Linked DNA regions of Mus musculus: regions 2 and 3 are each linked to region 1. A link is a loop called in an ENCODE intact Hi-C map of the cell type or tissue named here. Cell type or tissue: heart. All regions are shown on one strand. Each heading gives the region's core, and the rest is flanking DNA. Links, peaks and the distances in the headings are about the cores only.

Region 1 (5,684 bases), core at 401-5,400:
CAGGCATTTAAAATGCACGAGACGGCTTAACTCTTTATCTATTGGTGCTATAATAAATGGGACAGCCAAGGAACATTTCTGTATGTTCCGCAATGCAGGACAGAAGATTACATCAGTGTTTTTTGTCCAGCGTGTCTCAGGTGGAGTGATGAGATGTATAGTCTTCAAAACTAGCTTATTACATGAATAATACATGCATATATTTCAGCAAAAAATATTCAAACACTACAGATAATACAACGAAGTGAGTTCATGATTTTACCTTTTACACACTCCCACTGTTCTTTCTGCAGGCAACCAAACTTCAGGTATTGTGATTTTAGTCATTTTCCTGTATATTAAATGAACCACCGATTTTTTTTCCCAAATGTGAGTTTCAGTTTTACATATTGCTTTTCTTTTTCTGCTTAACTTCACATCCCTGAGGGACCCACTCCCTGCCAGGACACAGAGCTCTGCTTTCCTCTTTCGTATCTACAGAGTTAGTGTGGTTGATGTAGAACATCATACTTGGGCTTTTGAGGCTTAAAGGGAGTTTGAAAGGTTATGCAACACTGGCCAGGTTTTGCTGTAACTTAAAAAAAAAAAGTGGTAGCTTGCAAGTGCATGCTTAAGTTGTTAGTCATGGAAAAGCCACTTAACAACATAAATGACACCATCAGGGGGAGCAGGCTAGCATGCTCTCTACCTTGGAATCTAGCAAATGTTCTAGATAAGTCTTGGTTCTCTGTCTTTGTGCTACCTACTTTAAACTGGCCATGGTCAGATAACATCCAAAACTGACTATGTTTTATATGAAACCTGTGACTCTGTAGGTTTTTAACTCCATAGAGGAATGTTGGGAAGGGAAATGAAAATAGGAAACAGGTCAGCGGGCTGGTTGAAGTGTTCTCTGTATTTGCTTCTTTGCATCAATCCTGAAGGGCTGGGCAGTATCTTGCTAAACTCCGGTATTGACTGGATAATGTTTTTATTCTCCCCTGTGAATGGTTACTGTCTGACTTTTAGCCAATGGAATTTCTGATTACCAGTGTTTGGTTACGGTGCCGATAAACAGGCATCATTGGGAGGTTTCTACAATCTTTTTTTTTAAGAAAATAAAATGAGCCAAAAGTTTAGAGGCAGGGGGAAAATACTATCATAGTATGCTGATCTCGAGAGTTTAAACTTTTAAGACAAAGTGTATCCTATTTACTCCCCAGGAGCTAAAAACATGTCGTTTTATGTCAGTTTGTAATGAATTAGCACAACTCTTTGATCAATGACATCAAAGACTATCAGCAGCACCAATAATACAGATGTTAAAAATTTTTTTCATTGATTAAATGCCTGAAATCAATCAACCTTTTGCCATCCTCTTTCCCCCTCCCTTGCTCCTGCAGAAGTGAGATGATTCAAGTGAGTTTGAATCTGGATCCACGTAGCCTCCCAAGAAGGAGGATGGGGGAAAATGGGATCAACTAGACAGTCCACTCATTATCAGCGACTGCAACTGAACCCACCAAGACCTCATGTAGTTCAAGTTCCCTCCTCCAGGAAATATCAAAACCCAAGTGGTCCTCACACACTGAAACAGAGGAATTTCTAGCTGTGTTTCCCGTGACCACCATGGCTCCCCTGTATCCTCGCAGCCGACACAGCCCAGGTTGGTACAGCCCAGACTGGTGCCGCATCCTCGCAGCCGACATAGCCAAGGCTAATGCCCTTGTTCCGTTTGTTCAAGTAACTTTTCCAGGGCTCTGCTGTCAGGCGAATTATCTCAGAAACAAGCAATTATAACCACATTCACAGCTCCCTAAAAGGGTGAGTGCATTCTAATAACAATTTCTCATGAAAGAAATACAGTAATTGAAGGATTGGCAAGGATATCGCAACAGACCAAGACCTCTGGAAGATTCCCCCGCCCCTTCTCCTCGCTCTCCAAATTCAGAGAGGAGAGAGAGAGAGAGAGAGAGAGAGAGAGAGAGAGAGAGAGAGAGAGAGAGAGAGAGAGAGAGAGAGAGAGAGACTCTGCACTTTCTTCCCATTGGAGAAATTGTCCCTTTCCATCCAAATCTACTAAATATATTCTGCAAGGGAAGAACATATAGCCGCAGTAACAATAAGGAGTTTGGCATTCTGGGTTCTGGCCACGCTGAAGTCTTCAATATCGATGTGTTCATCTCTTGCTTATATTTTGTTGAACATAATCACAATGTAAAATATTTGCAGAGTGTTCTCCCTGAGGTAACACATGGAGAGGTGCTTTAGAAAGGCAGATTATCCTGCTGACCTAAGGTAAATTTCATCCTTTGGGGAATTAATTCGCATCTTTATCAGTATAGCATAGTACAGCTCAAATCAAGCATGGCGAGGCTTTGAGGCAACCAAACTATCCTGTATTCACTGCTAGATACGGTGCTCTGAATGAGTAGAACAGCCTCTCAGATCTCAATCTCCAGTGACTATAATACAGCAGCCCACAGTTGCAGCCTAGAGTCGCACGCTAACACGCATGCCCTCGATGCTTGCCCTCAATGCTTTACCTGCCCACAGCGATTTTTCTAAGACTGGGTGGTGAATTCTTTGGCATTAAGCACTTATCTCTGCATCCCCCACAACACAGAATAAAAGGCTTTCTCCATCCTCCTAGTCAGTAGCTAGTTGTTGGATTGATTAACCATCATTCTGAATAGTTTTTCAGATACTGGACCTCTGAAGTGACAAATAAACACACACTTTGAGCCAAGTAGTGAAAACCTTGTCAGACATTTTACCCAAAGGAAAGAAAGTTTTGCTTATTTGTGTTTATTTATATATTTCCTTTCGGACAAAGTAAACGTGGACCAGACGCGACACTACTCATATCGGTTTGTATATACGCATGCCTGCACACGGATTGGGGCTTTGAGACCACTCATTCCATTTGGTTCTGGAAACAAGGAAAGTAAACCATTGTAGGAGAGATAGAAAATGTCTAACCTTGCTTTGTTTTTCATGCATCCTACCAGAGCATTAGAACAGAGGGGAGACAAAAGGTAATTGAGCTGGGATCCGGGGAAAGCATTTTCTAAGTGAATAAAAGGCCACTGTGATGAGTTCAGCGGCAGAGGGAGTTCCCAGGCACATCTCCCGAGACTCTGGAGTCAACCGAAACACAAAGGCTTTCTTTCTCAAAAAATGCAGGGAATGCTAGCTTTAATATTTGCCTCTTGCCTGCGCTGGTGACACCGGTTTGGACCTCAGAACCCCACCAATGGGTGGCAAAGCTGGACTGGACGGATGGCTGAGCGGAAGCGGAGCGCCATCTACTGGCGACTGGAACAAAGAACGTCCTTTAGTCTCCCGCTCTGTTCCTGGGAGCAGTCCTGCTTCATTTATAGCCCTACAGCTCCAAAAAGAAATGACAAATTGCACGAGCTTCTTACCCCTCCATTAGCTCTCCTTCCCCAGTTAACCTTAAGGAGAATACACAAAGGAAAGAAACTGTAAACATTCTGGGAAAAGAACGCAGTAGTAGGGGGCGGGTGGAGTAGCCTGGGAACCTACTTGGATTTAGCTATTTGGTAAGGCTCAAGCAGGGCACTTCTCTATGCCCTCAGCTCCTCTGACTAAGGTTGCTAAATGCCAAGAGGCTCATAGAGTGACCTGAAACAAAGGCAGAGGGGTCTGGACACCCCCATCTCCCGGGACTACCCACCACACCTCCATTCCACTGTAGAGACTCTGCAGGAAGGGCTGGTTTTCCGCTGTGGTTTCCCCCTAGCCAGCAGCATAGAATCATTTGGTGGTCCCTCACCTTACCGTCCTCGTGCTTTCTGAGGAGAATTGGGACCTTTTTACCTCTCAATGGATCCTAGAATTTCCCCCAAGGAATTCAAAGAACACGGGGTTGTCCGTTTCAAAGGGTTAGCATAGCAAAACCATAACTCACTACAAGATCCTAGTTAGAAAGAGTTCCCTCTCTATCAAATCGAAATAGCAAGACCTGATAGCACTCTCCGTGAGGTTTCCAGTGACAGAAAACACTGTGACCTAGCCTGAGGGGGCTACATGTAGAACACAGTGCTTCCCAAAGTGTCTGCAGAGTGTGCTCTTCCCCAGAGGGCCTTCCTTGGGACGCCGGAAGTTGACTGTCTCACCCACCCTGCTTCTCAGCAAAGTCCCAGGAGTATGTCTCTAAGGCTAGGTTTTCCGTGACCACCACAGACTTTAGCATCCATTTCAAAAGGATGGAAGCCTTAGATGATGATGATGATGGTGATGAAGACGACGACAACGACGTCGACGACGATGCTAGTGATGATGATCTCAACTAGAAAAAAGAAAAATGTTTTCAAAGGGCTTGATGGCTGTTTTCAGAAAAGCCTGCAGTAGGTTCTGCATATTCTTGGTTATCTCTTAGGATTAAAATCTTAGTTCAGAACTTCAGAGAAGACAAGCTCAAAGTGGCTCCTCGCTCTTCACAGTGTAGCCTCCCTCAATTTCTAAGTTAAGTCCATACTTCATAGGAGAGCGCAGAAAGCATCCCACTTCAGTGATGACTTAGGTGACCATCTCAGATGCAGGAGTGCACGACTTGAGCAAGAGATCTCTGCAGATAGCATCCAGTACACAGACTAGCACTCCATCAGAGTGCACAGGCTCCCCCATCTTAGCTTTTCTGTATGTGGCTCTACTGTCTTTCATTTCCTGTCACCCAATCACATCAGTTCCAGAGCCATGCAGGTCTAGGTACTCATAGGCACCGGGTTCTTTTGTAATTGTTGATCCCTGAGCTCTGTTCCTGAATGATGGTGGATACCTGCCTGCCTGGGCTGCTACACACGGGATGTTCCAGCTCTCTGGTTTAGGCTCCTCGGGTATTTTTTCTTTTAATCTCATTTTGAACTCCATGGGTATAAATGACTCGCTTTTGAAATTGCTGATTCTTTGCTTACCTTCAGATGCCCAAATATTTTGAATGTAGAAGCCCTAAATGTGGAAAAACTGTAATGAGCACATTCATAAATAGTTAATACTAGTATCAACATGACTTCTGGAGCAAGAAACATAGATCTCCAGAAATGACTCATACCTAATTTTTGCCTGGAGTCAGTATCTTCTGGTCCAATTACCTTCCCTTCTCTGTACTATTGTAGTGATGTGATAATGCTCAAGAGTTCCTCCCTAGAACCTGGCCCATTCCAGCATGAAAGTATGGTGCTACGCTTGGGTAATTTAGAAGTACCATTAAGCCATAAGAGGACAACCAGAGTTCTAATGAGTTTTTGACTTCTGGTAGCTGTGACACAAATAGGCTCAGACTGAACATCCCACCACATACCTTCATCCAAGATTCTTACGTAATCTAAATAATAACCTTATGATGACACATTATCTCTCTTAATCTAAGAATAAAATAAAACACAGCAGTGTTAATTTGCTTATCCGAAGTAACAAAGTGATGTGGCTGCATACTGAACTTGAGATGGCTGCAAAGCTCAGATTCTTGCATTCCTTGCTATACATATTTGTCTTGCTGTGGCCACCTTTGTGGCAGTATTACTTGTTCTAGTATGTATTTTATGGCTGTGATAAAACATGAAAGAAAGATTATGGGAGGAGAGCGTTTATATCATCATTCAAGTTACGGTTTATCAGTGAGGGAAGTCAAGGCAGGAATATGAAGGCAGGCCTGCTTGCTGTTCCAAGCAAGAGGACCA
Region 2 (5,684 bases), core at 231-5,230, 1.4 Mb before region 1:
AGGGTGGTAAAATACACCTTTCACTTCCTCTCCTTCACCATTTTTATTTATTATGTTCAGTGTAGGCACAGCCAAAACTTATAGTCACATAGAGTATACGAAATAAATCTAAGCGGAGTTAAAAGCCTTCGGAGCAGTGGTGAGCTCAGGTCTTTGCTGAGGGTATAGACAGCACATATGTTGTGCACCTACCATACGCAGCATCTCATGGGAAAACACATCAGATCAGACACCACAACAGCATCACACTATGCTGGGCACACGTCCTCCGTTCTGCATCTGCCGGCCATGCTTTTCCTGCTCTGACATACTCCTACCTACTCTGGTAGCGGAATTGTATGTTTCTTCAACTTTCACCTCAACTGTCCCCTCGTCTCCCTTCATTAGAACATTATGACTTCCTCCAGAGTAACGTCCTTTGAGGATTTATGAGTGAGGGCCCTAGACGGTTTCCTCTGTCTGAAAGGTCCCTGTGTTTATAGACGATTGATTTCTAGCATTTACTTCTGGCAGAGACCACAGCAGAGATGATTAGAGGAGCCTTTAGATTAGCACAGAGGAGACAAAAAAAAATGCAATCAAGGAACTGACAATGCCTTCTAAACACAGAAAGGTTCAAGACAATTCCCACAAAGCGGTCTAAGATTTGAGCTTTCTTTTGCTTAATACACCTTTAAGGCCAGGGAGCTGAAACGGGAAACCAAATCTTCCTTTTATGGCTGCAACAAATGAGCCAGCCACGGTAAATACATCATTGATTCTTTCTCACAAAGAGATACTTAAATGCAGGGTGCAAGTAAGAGGACCATTTTCCCTTCGACTTAAGGTTTGTTAAAGTAAATTTATGTTTTCAGCATGCACTGCAAACATGGAAAAACGGATTGTACCTTCATCAGTCTTTAAATCAAAACAGCTTGCTATCTGGTAACGACAGGCGTAGCGGTCGATTTATTTCATAAAACTTTATGTACAAAGAGACAGTGTCTATGAACTTAATGGAGAGAATATTGAGTCTGGAAGGGTAATTTTTATTACAGTTTATAGTGGGATTATCCATACTCCACAGTTTCCAGATTTTACGGTTGCACAGTGTTGATGAGGTTAGCCGCAGTGCAGGGTCAAGGGGTGGCGGGGAGGCACACATAATTTCTTATACTGGGAAATACGACTAGCATAACTATTTAATATATTATATAAGACACATTGCTGATTCTAATTAATTATCCAGGTCCAATCAAAGTCCTCTTTATCATATGTTCACAGGTAAAATATTTTACAATATATTACAAAAGCATAAGAAAGGACTGACTATAATGACCATACAGCACAGTGTTTTCATTATGACCCTTTGAGAACCTCAAGAATGCTTCTCGCTCACAGGAGTTCAACTCCAGAAACCATTAACATCCACGCTGTGTCAATTGTCTAAAATGTAATTCAAATACTATTTCTGAAGAGTAAGCACTGTGAGATTAAGGAAACTCAAGGACAGTGCAGAAACAATATATACTCAGGAACCCAGAGACTCCAGATGGTTCACTGGAATAAGTAGTACTAGACCCGAGGAAGGAGGGTAGGCATGGATTCTGACAATACTCAGATAAGGCCGGGAGAAACCCAGAGAAGGAGTTATGGAAAGAGAAATACGGTTGAGGAGGCTTTTCAAGTTGGTTGGTACCTCCACAGAAAGGGAGTCACTGAATGCATTCAATAATGGAAAGTCTTTTTGATTTTTGTTTTGTTTTGTTTTGTTTTGTTTTGTTTTGTTTTGTTTTGTTTTGTTTTGTTTCCTGAGCTTATCAAACTTACAGCCTATCTCCCCAAAGACACGACTATTTATTTTTATTTTATTCTCTCTATGATGACGATTTCTTTGCTCGGGGGTGTGAAACTTGCTAATAGCATACAAGTTGGTACACATGTGCTTTGACTTAGTGAAAAAAAAATTAAGCCATCCCTTTAAAATGTGAAGCGATGAAACAAAGGACATTTTAATTTTACTAAGAAGAGTAAAGATAACAATGTATAGGACAGAAAAATGGGGGAAACATGCAGAAGGCACGTCTTTTCCTTTTGAACCAAATTAAATAATGCCTTTCACATACTAGAACTCTTAAACATAATATATACATAGAAGACATATCATATATAATGTATATAAAATATATATTTAGCATTAAGTTTGAGTTCTCTAAATAGCCATCTATTTTTAAATCTCTGCCCCCCCCCCCCTTTCTCCTCGAGACAGGGTTTCTCTGTGTAGCCCTGGCTGTCCTGGAACTCACTTTGTAGACCAGGCTGGCCTTGAACTCAGAAATCCCCCTGCCTCTGCCTGCCAAGTGCTGGGATTAAAGGCGTGCGCCACCACTGCCCCACTTGTCTTTTTGTTTGTTTGTTTTTTAATTTAGTGAGGGCGTGGTTCAGATAGGGTCTCATGTATCTCATGAACTTTGACTCCTCCCTCCACTTCCCTAAGTTCCATTTCTAGAATTATAGGTGAACACCATCAAGCTAAGATTTTCTCAGAAGAGATTCACTGCACCTTGTTTTGACTCCGAGCTGGCAAAACCATGGACCATCCTAGGAAAAGGGTCTGATACGCAGTAGCCTTCAATCTCCCTGTGTACGATTTGTACTATTCCACCACTAGGTGGCAGCACAAAGACTCCAGTCCTCAAGGTAAATCTCAACTCCTTAAGACTTCTGGGACAAAAGATTTGGTGAGATATGCAACAGAAAGAAAACTCGAGCCTTGGGGAGGAATAGTGTGGGAGCCAGGCATGATGGGCCAGGCCTGCAGTCTCAGTTCTCAGAATGTGGAAGCAGGAGGTTCAGGAGTTCAGGGCCTGCCTCTGCTTCATAAGTGTACATGTATATGTATGTGTATATATGTGTATATGTATATATATATGTATATATATATATATATATATATATATATAAAATTCATGAAGAATATTATATACACACACATATATATAAAACACACACACATATACATTGTACACATATTTATATAACTGTGTGTATATATATATATACACACACTTTATATATAACATGTTATATATTATATAATATTTATTATATTATATATTATATGTTATATATTATATGATATGTGTTATATATTATATGATATGTGTTATATATATGTATATATATACTAGTGTGTATGTATGTATGTATATATTATACATACACATATACACACACTCACTCTGAGGCCAGCCTATGCTACATGAGACCCTGTCCCATGTAGTAGAAATTGTTAAAAATCCCCACACACACACTTTTTAAGTTTTGACAATTACTAGGAGTCACCCCTCATCTACTCTTCTAACTGCCAGCCTGACTACCTCTCCAGTGCTGTACCCCAGATACTTGCTGTTTCTCCTGGCCATGTGCTCATCGTTTTTCTCCCCTCGTTTTGTAACTAAAGAAGTAGCCGAAGCCACATGTAATGGCCTTCTTGCCCAGGCAGAGCAGGCAGACAAGAAGGGAAATCAAAGGCTTCAGGCAGGGGGATGATCCTTGAGGAATTTGGACTGTGTTTGATCAGAGTCATCACCTCTGCAGCAAAAGCAAAACGTGACCCCCGTGCTATGTACTGCTTGCACTAAAGACTGAACGGAACTCTAAAGAAAAGTTAAGTTGCTGGTACACTTGAACTTTTAGAAGATGGTTTAAGCATTTCTGTATTTTAATCGAGCTCTTGTTTTAAGATATCTAAAAGAGAAATTTTAAATGCAGAAATTAGTACATTTAAAATAGTAGTTAATTCTTCCTATGTCCCTTCTAAATTCTTTTTCTTTAAATTTTTTTATTTTATTGTAACACACACACACACACACACACACACATTTAATTTGCTTGGGTTTCTTAAGAATTAGATATTCTGTCCTTCTGATTCTATTGACAAAGAACATTCATAAATTATTGTATATCATTTATAATGTACAGTGTTGTATGACTTTGTTCAGTAGAAAAGCCCAAAATACCATGGGTAGACCCATACTTTGGCTACAGATCCAGAACATTCACAGGTGGAATGTCCCCATAGTCAGATTCTTAATGAAACATATTTAAGAAACATTTTGTTTAGAAAAACACCATCCTTTAAAATATTAAAAGAAAAATTAAATAAAAAGCTGATTGCTTTTTAGGGTGGATTCTGGAACGCTATCTTTGTCTCCTTGGGAGTATCAGAAGAAGAAACAATCCTCATCACACTTTTTCAGATATAAACATTGTATTTTCTTTAAAGAAAACAAAATATTAAGGGATAGTAACTTTGAAAGGAAGGGCACTGTGTCTCTGACCAGAAATGGCTAGCATGGTCTGCGATGTCTTCATTTTCTTTAAAGGAAGTTTTGCAGGTTTGGGATCGAGAGGACCATGAGGAGGGAAAGAGGAGAAAGAAGCTACCATGGAATAAAAGAGGAACATGCAGGAGCGGATAAAGGAGAACACATGATGGGTCAGCTGAGCCATAAAAATGTGGCCCTGAGGGCTGCTCACTCAGAGTGAAGAGCAACCCAGGTGGAACATAAAATAAGTAATAATTTGGGATTATTGATATGCTATACATTCTATCAGCATGGAGGGTAGGCAGCTGCCCGGTTATTGTGCTGCTTAAGGCATACTGTAAATATGAAGGTTGTGAGTGTGTCTTTCTTCCAGGAGCTGAATAACTAAGGGTGGGGTAGAAACCATCTGACACAATCTTTTAATAATTTCTTCTATAGTCCCACTCCCAAACTCAATCCCAAATGGATAGGATAGCAAAAAAACAGATGGAGGTAAAGACAATTAAGAGAAAGAGAAATTAGAGAAAACATCCCAAGGAGTTGCTTTCAAACCCTGGTACCATAGTAAAAGGCCTGCCATTGTGACCATTTCAGCCTGACTCAGCGCGCATGCGCACACGCACACACACATAAACACACACACACACACACACACACACACATGCGCACACTAACACACAAGCACACATTGAAGCTGATGTCCCAATACCACATTGCTTGTGCATGTAAATAAGTTAAATCAACACATTTCATGGATTAATATGTTTGATTGCTGTTCTCAGATTTGCTTTTAACCTATTCCATTTTTATTTCACTTCTGTAAAATATCTAATTTTCAGTTGATTTCAACTGTCCCCAGCAGGAAAAGTTCACAACATGAAAAATACTGTATTGACAAATCATAAAGTGACATGTTAGAATTTTGTTTCTTTTTAAATGAACTTTCCTTGCTGGTAGTGAAGGATGTTGCTGCCACGTGAGTGGCATACAAAACATTTATTTTATATATGAGCTAATATCTAGGAGATTAAAAGGAGATGAAGCCATCTGATTATCAAAACCATAATTGGCCATTGATCAAAATAACATTCACCCCACAGAAAGGTTCCTGGAGAAAGAATCAAGTATGTGATCATTGCTTAGTAAATTACTACCATTTCCTTCACTAATAGATAGACTGGTATCAATTACATTTTTTTCCCTAAAGAATACAATTAAAATATCACTTAATCAATTTCCCGTTAAGAACAGAAAACATAATGAAAGAGCTTAGACAATAGTAGCATAGCTTGGAAAAGGAAGAGAATTATTAAGGGAACGAGAAAAGGGGAGGCGCAGAGTGTACAGCCAGACAGTTGTCAATTATTCAGAAGC
Region 3 (5,684 bases), core at 231-5,230, 85 kb before region 1:
AATAAATATGGCATTTAAAACCAGCACAAATGTCTGGATTTCTTTGTTATAATGAAAGAAATGTCCTTAAATGTTTTAGGCCCTAGGAAAGATTGTTCAATGGGCATGGAAAAGTAGAGCAGAAAGAAAAACCATGACAATTTCTTTTGCTAAATGGGCAGCCACTCTGGTTTGCCCTTAGCATGTTAGTTGTAAAACTTCTACCACTCACCACAACCTAAGATTCCTCAGTATCTCTACATGGACTCTAAGATCTTTGGAGGGAGAGATAACTGTTTTTCTTCTTATAGCTATAGACATGAACTCTGGCATCATGTTGGGAAAATGGGTATGGTGTGTTGGGAGGGACAATACCAGGGAGAGTCAATATGGAAGAGTCACCAAACACTGTATTTATAACCTAAAGGCACACTTCAAGAAAGAAAACAATGACTCTTGTGAGATGAGCTGCTTACACATGCTGGTCTAACTCCCACTAACCTGAGAAAACCAAAGGGGAAAAATGCTATAATGAAAATGAACACATAAAATAAGCTAAGTATCAGAATTTTAAAGAATGACAGTGGTTGTCCATCGGCATCCACAAGCTCCATGAAGCTTTGGATATCTCAACTTCTTCACAGTTCAGAGTCTTTTATGTAAAATGATGCAGGATATGTAAAGAAACTGTATGTCAATTCCTATATATTTTCATGCTATAGATTATTTATAATACTTCATACAAGGTAAATGCTACATAAACACTTGCTATACTGTGTTTTAGAGAGTGATAAAGGAAAACCAGATACACAGTTTCAAATATTTTCAATCCATAGTTGACTACATTTGTTAGTGTGGACTCTGTTATTACAGAGGGCCAATTTCAAGCATCATAATTTATTATACAGCGTAGCTGTTAAGACTTAAAGTGAAATGTCCCCCAGGGGATGAAACAACTGTTCTCCAGCTCATGGTACTGTGTGGGAAAGTTGTGGAGCTACTGGGACAGTTGCCTAGTTAGAAACAGTGGGTTACTATGGCAAGGTCTTGAAGGTCAGAGCCATTCTGATTCTATCCAGGCCATTCTTCCTGGTGTGTTGATATGTGAGACGTATCAACACAATGCTTCTTTCTACTGGTATGCTGTCATGTCTTCTACAACACAATAGACTGTCATTGCCTAGAAACCAAACCTTGTATGTTTCTTTTGTCTGACATTTGGCCATAACAATATGAAAGCTACCTGACACTGAATGAAATGAAGAAAGTGTTTTTAATCTCAACACCAATTTGAATATTAAGAAATGTGTTTCAGTAGAAGAGTAGAAAATTATGACTCAAAGCTGTACCAAAATGGACATATAGTAAGCAATTTAGCCTATAAAACACTGATTAAAAGTGTTTAATCGGTGGAGAGCCTCATGATTGTGACATTATTTTTCCTAAATTGATAGTAGATTAACACAGAAGACTGTAACCGCAACAAAGTCCTTCTGACCCAAGCTTAAATAAAAAGTAACATCTCTAGCCTTGTTCTGAGCAGCTACAGAACTCAGGGTATTCAGGTGCCATGCAAAGACGTGCCACCTCATTTCATTTCTTCAGGATTTACCTCAGTCGCTCACTTCATCCTCCTCAATGCCACTGAAGTGCATCACATCACTCCTCTATAGACACAGGCTACTTTTCAGCACTACTATGGCCAACTGGTATACATGACATGTAAGCATGTGATCTCATCATTACGAAGAACAATATCAACTGACTGGACCACACAGAGCCCCCAGGGAATAAACCACCAGCCAAAGAGTACATATGGAGGAAGCCAGGACTCCAGATACGTATGTAGCAGAGGATGGCCTTATCTGACATCAATGGGAGGGGAGGAAGGCTTGATGCCCCAGTGTAGGGGAATGCCAGAGGGATGAGACCAGAGTGAGTGAGTAGCTGGAAGAGCACCTTCATAGAGGCAAAGGGAAGCGGGAGAATGGGAGTGGGATGAGGGAGTTGTGGAAGGGTAACTACAAAGAGGGATATAATTTGAAATGTACACAATTAAAATTATTTAAAGAGAGAGAGAGAGAGAGAGAGAGAGAGAGAGAGAGAGAGAGAGAGAGAGAGACACTTTGGTCCCACTTGAAGTCTGCTACAGGATACTAAAAAATCCTGTGGGCAGTGTCTCTTCTTTATTGACAACTGTTGATATTTTCTCTCCAAAAACACAATATACAGTTGCCCAACATGATGACAGATTTCATGCCCAAAACTGTAAGGAAAAAAAAAAAAAAAACCACACAATTGTACTTGCCTTTAAGTGGTTTAAAACACACACAGAAGACACAGGTGAGCCTTCTATTGAACAAAACACTGGTAGGTTTCAGGCTAGTACTTGACAGGCACAAGTGTGACATCTTGCATTTTTAGCAGTAGAAGTTATTATTGTATAAATTACTCAATCCTTAATAGGCCCACTGTACAATGTTCCCAGGAATCCAAGGAATATGTGGCCTTTTCTAAGAATACAACTATGAAACATGAAAGCTCTTTCTGAGTTGGCTATATACATACACCTGATCTTTAGTTTGCAACCACAAACATAAAAATACCAGAAGAAACCTGTGTAAACAAGTGTGAGTTTCAGAGAAAAACACTGAGTTATAAAAGAAAGGTTCATAGTTAAATAGTAATTTGTAGAAAATTTTAAGTTTCTGAGTGTATTTGTTAGTTTTCCTTAATTCTTACACAGACAAATTGCATGTTGGAGACTTACTGCCAAGATAGAGATAAAGAGAGAAGTGGGGGGGGGGGTGTTTCACAGAGAGGGAAAAGCATATGGAATGTATATCTCTGTCAAAAGGTGCACATTCCTTACCCTGCCTTTCTCAAGTAGGGACCCCATAACACTAACTGGCAGTAGCGAGGGCCTCGGCAGGGTCATATTGAAGTCTACTGACTCAAGATGGCATTCTGAGTTCATGTGCTCAACTGGATTCCCCTGTACACCTCCCCATTCAATTAAAGAAACGCAATCATAAGCCATCAGCACTGGAAACTAAGCAACAGCGCCATCTACATGACAGATGTTCTAAAGAAACACAGAACAGATTTCACAGACAGAAGCAAAGACCAAGCAACCACCATAGAGATAACACAAAAGCCTGGAGAGGCCATAAATAAAAGCATCTCCCGGGCCAGCAGCATGGCTTGGCAGGTCGGGAGGCTTGCTGCCAAGCTCAGCAACTTGAATTCACGTGGTGGAAGGAGAAAACAGACTCTGGCAAGTTGTCCTCAGATCTTACATGCCACACATACATGCTGGAGGCACACATACAAAATAAGGAGACAGGTAAACATTTTTAGTCTACCTACCTGAACAATCATTCAACCTGGCTTGGAACTCTTCCTTCTTAACCCTCAATTCAAAAATTAATATTGACTCTTTGAGAACCAGAGCCAGTTGTCCAACCAACTCAAGCCTCAGGAAGCAGCAAGTCTCAGAATCCACCAAGATTTAGCTGGAGTGTGCCCAGCACCCATGGAATATGCATGTCTGGTAACAAGAGCAAGCAGGACGCAGAAATATTTGTTTTTGTGAAAGAGATAATTTGTGTGGAAGATAATTATTTTGATGAGAGTAAGGAAGGACTTTCAGTAGGATCTACAGAGAATTTGTTTTGATGAGCAATCCATTGTTCTGTTGAAACACCAAAGGATTTACCTGTTTAAAAAAAAAATGGCAGCAAGCTTCATCCAAAGTAGGTCAGCCCTTAGCATGTGCTTACCCTTGAGACTTCAGGCGAGCAAATCATTGGAAAACTCCCTTGGCAGTGTCTGTTATATGGCCCTGTTCCCTCATGTGTCTTATTGTATTAGCTGTTTATCCTGTCAGTCTCTTGTCAGGAGTTTCCATGCATTATTTCTATAGGCTTTTCTGTAAGTGTTTTGAGATTTTCTTCCATCAAAGCAGTTTGGCTTTAGTAAGACACAATTTTCAATTTTTGTTTCTAATAAGGTAAATCCACTATAAACTCCTTCCTGTTTCTATATCACTGTCTTTCAATGTTAAGAGTCATTATGTAGGAGAGTAAGATCCTCACAACCTACCAAAGTAGTATGCAATTTTTTTGTTTTGTTTTCTTTTTATTTGTTTGTTTCTTTGTTGCTTGTATGCTTTTGATGCATGGTCCAAGAGACCCACGCTGACCTTAAACTTGCTATGTAGCAATGATGACCTCCAACTAATCACTCTCCTGCCTTTACTTCCAAAGTACTAGAAACACAATGTATACCTGCCATCACACTCAATTTATCCATGTGTGTGTCTATGTGTATGTGTATATGTATGTATATATTATGTGTGTGTATCTCTGTCTGTCTGTGTGTATATGTACATGTATGTGTATATATATAAAATGTGTGTCTGTGTGTATATGTACATGTATGTGTGTGTGTGTGTGTGTGTGTGTGTATATATATATATATATATATATATATATATAGTGTGTGTGTGTATGTCTGTGTGTCTATGTGTCTCTGTGTCTGTGTGTGTGTGTTTGTGTATTCCATGTGTGTGCAGGTGTTCAAAGAGGACAGTAGAGGCAAAGGATCATCTGCAGTTGGACTTAGTTGGACTTATCTATTGTTTAACCTAATAGACACTGTGTTTTAAATTATAAAACAAGCATTTCTCTCTGCCGGGTTTCCCCTCTTTGCCATCCCTCACAAGAATAAAATCGAGAAATGGGATCCATTTCACATGCATTATTTTGCTCTTTAGTTATAAAATAAGAATAAAAGCAAGTAAAATATTTACTTTGAATAAATTTATCATTTAGAAATGATAAAATAAACTCAAGAAAGCTTGCATGTCTTTAATATAGATAAAACTGAACTAAGCTGATTGAAAAATAAGAAATTCATACAATTGTTTCTTCAAACTGCTCTCACAATGAAGCAGAAAAACACAAAGAAAGGGTCAATTTTCAGTGAGACTGGCTGATGGTCAACATAGAAAAGAATCAAAATTTTATGTGATTTTTTTTTATTTGGGGGATAACCTTGTGAGCACAGAAAGACAAATACTTCAAAATTCCCTTCAGATTGCAGCTAAAACTTGGGGCTCATAAACAGAAAGTAGAATGGTAGCTATCAAAGCAGAGGACCAGTGGGTATTTGGAGGAGGCTAGATGCAGAGTAACTGACAGAAGTCAGTTCTGTAGGTGCATTGCCCAGAAGGGCCATTATTGTAACTCAGTATTATACTGCATAAATCAAACCAGCTAAAAGGCAAAATGATAGATGTTCTCATCACAAAGAACTGGCAAGTGTCTGAGGTAGTGGGTAGTATCTACAGTCTGAGATGGTCATGACATAAAATGGGAATAACTCCACACCCTGCAATGATGGACAGTTAGTAGTGGCCAATTTTAAATAATCATAAACATGAAATATGTATCAAAAGATAGTGAATTTATTTCAGAATCTTTGAAAGTACCCTTTTAAAAATAAAAAAGCCTAAGTCTAACAAATAATTCACACTATTCCAAAATACATAGAAGAAACTAACAACGTTGTCAAGGAAAAACTGCCTTCCCCAGATGTATCTGTCTAACTTGAATAGTTTAAGAATTACTATGTTAACAATGCCTGAAGTGTTTAAGTGTCTATAAGAACCAAACAAAACAAAAGAATTGTTTTAGTTATTC

Evidence for each region. A loop is a pair of places that touch in the nucleus more often than their neighbours do. Peaks named below come from ENCODE experiments on the same cell type or tissue, not always from the same donor. Only the 100,000 strongest peaks of a DNase experiment are listed, where the experiment ranks them.
Region 2: a loop joins it to region 1, with 4 times the contacts of the local background. A loop is called at or near these places in 9 of 42 quality-filtered maps.
Region 3: it touches region 1 in a loop (2.1-fold over the local background); 2 of 42 quality-filtered maps call a loop at or near these places.

What each region holds. Positions count from the first base shown.
Region 1 is chr14:101,376,255-101,381,938 of GRCm38, forward strand. No RefSeq gene overlaps it. Among named protein-coding and RNA genes, the nearest start is that of Gm34361, 180 kb to the left of the region's middle. In heart, for the core only: a CTCF peak has its summit at 3,289 (motif pointing left); no DNase peak of the experiment used is centred there; H3K4me3 peaks cover 220 bases; H3K27ac peaks cover 661 bases; H3K27me3 peaks cover 1,108 bases.
Region 2 is chr14:100,007,312-100,012,995 of GRCm38, forward strand. The region is part of intron 3 of Klf12 (Kruppel-like factor 12); the gene reads right to left. Among named protein-coding and RNA genes, the nearest start is that of Klf12, 140 kb to the right of the region's middle. In heart, for the core only: a CTCF peak has its summit at 2,634 (motif pointing right); no DNase peak of the experiment used is centred there.
Region 3 is chr14:101,291,852-101,297,535 of GRCm38, forward strand. No RefSeq gene overlaps it. Among named protein-coding and RNA genes, the nearest start is that of Gm34361, 93 kb to the left of the region's middle. In heart, for the core only: a CTCF peak has its summit at 3,054; no DNase peak of the experiment used is centred there.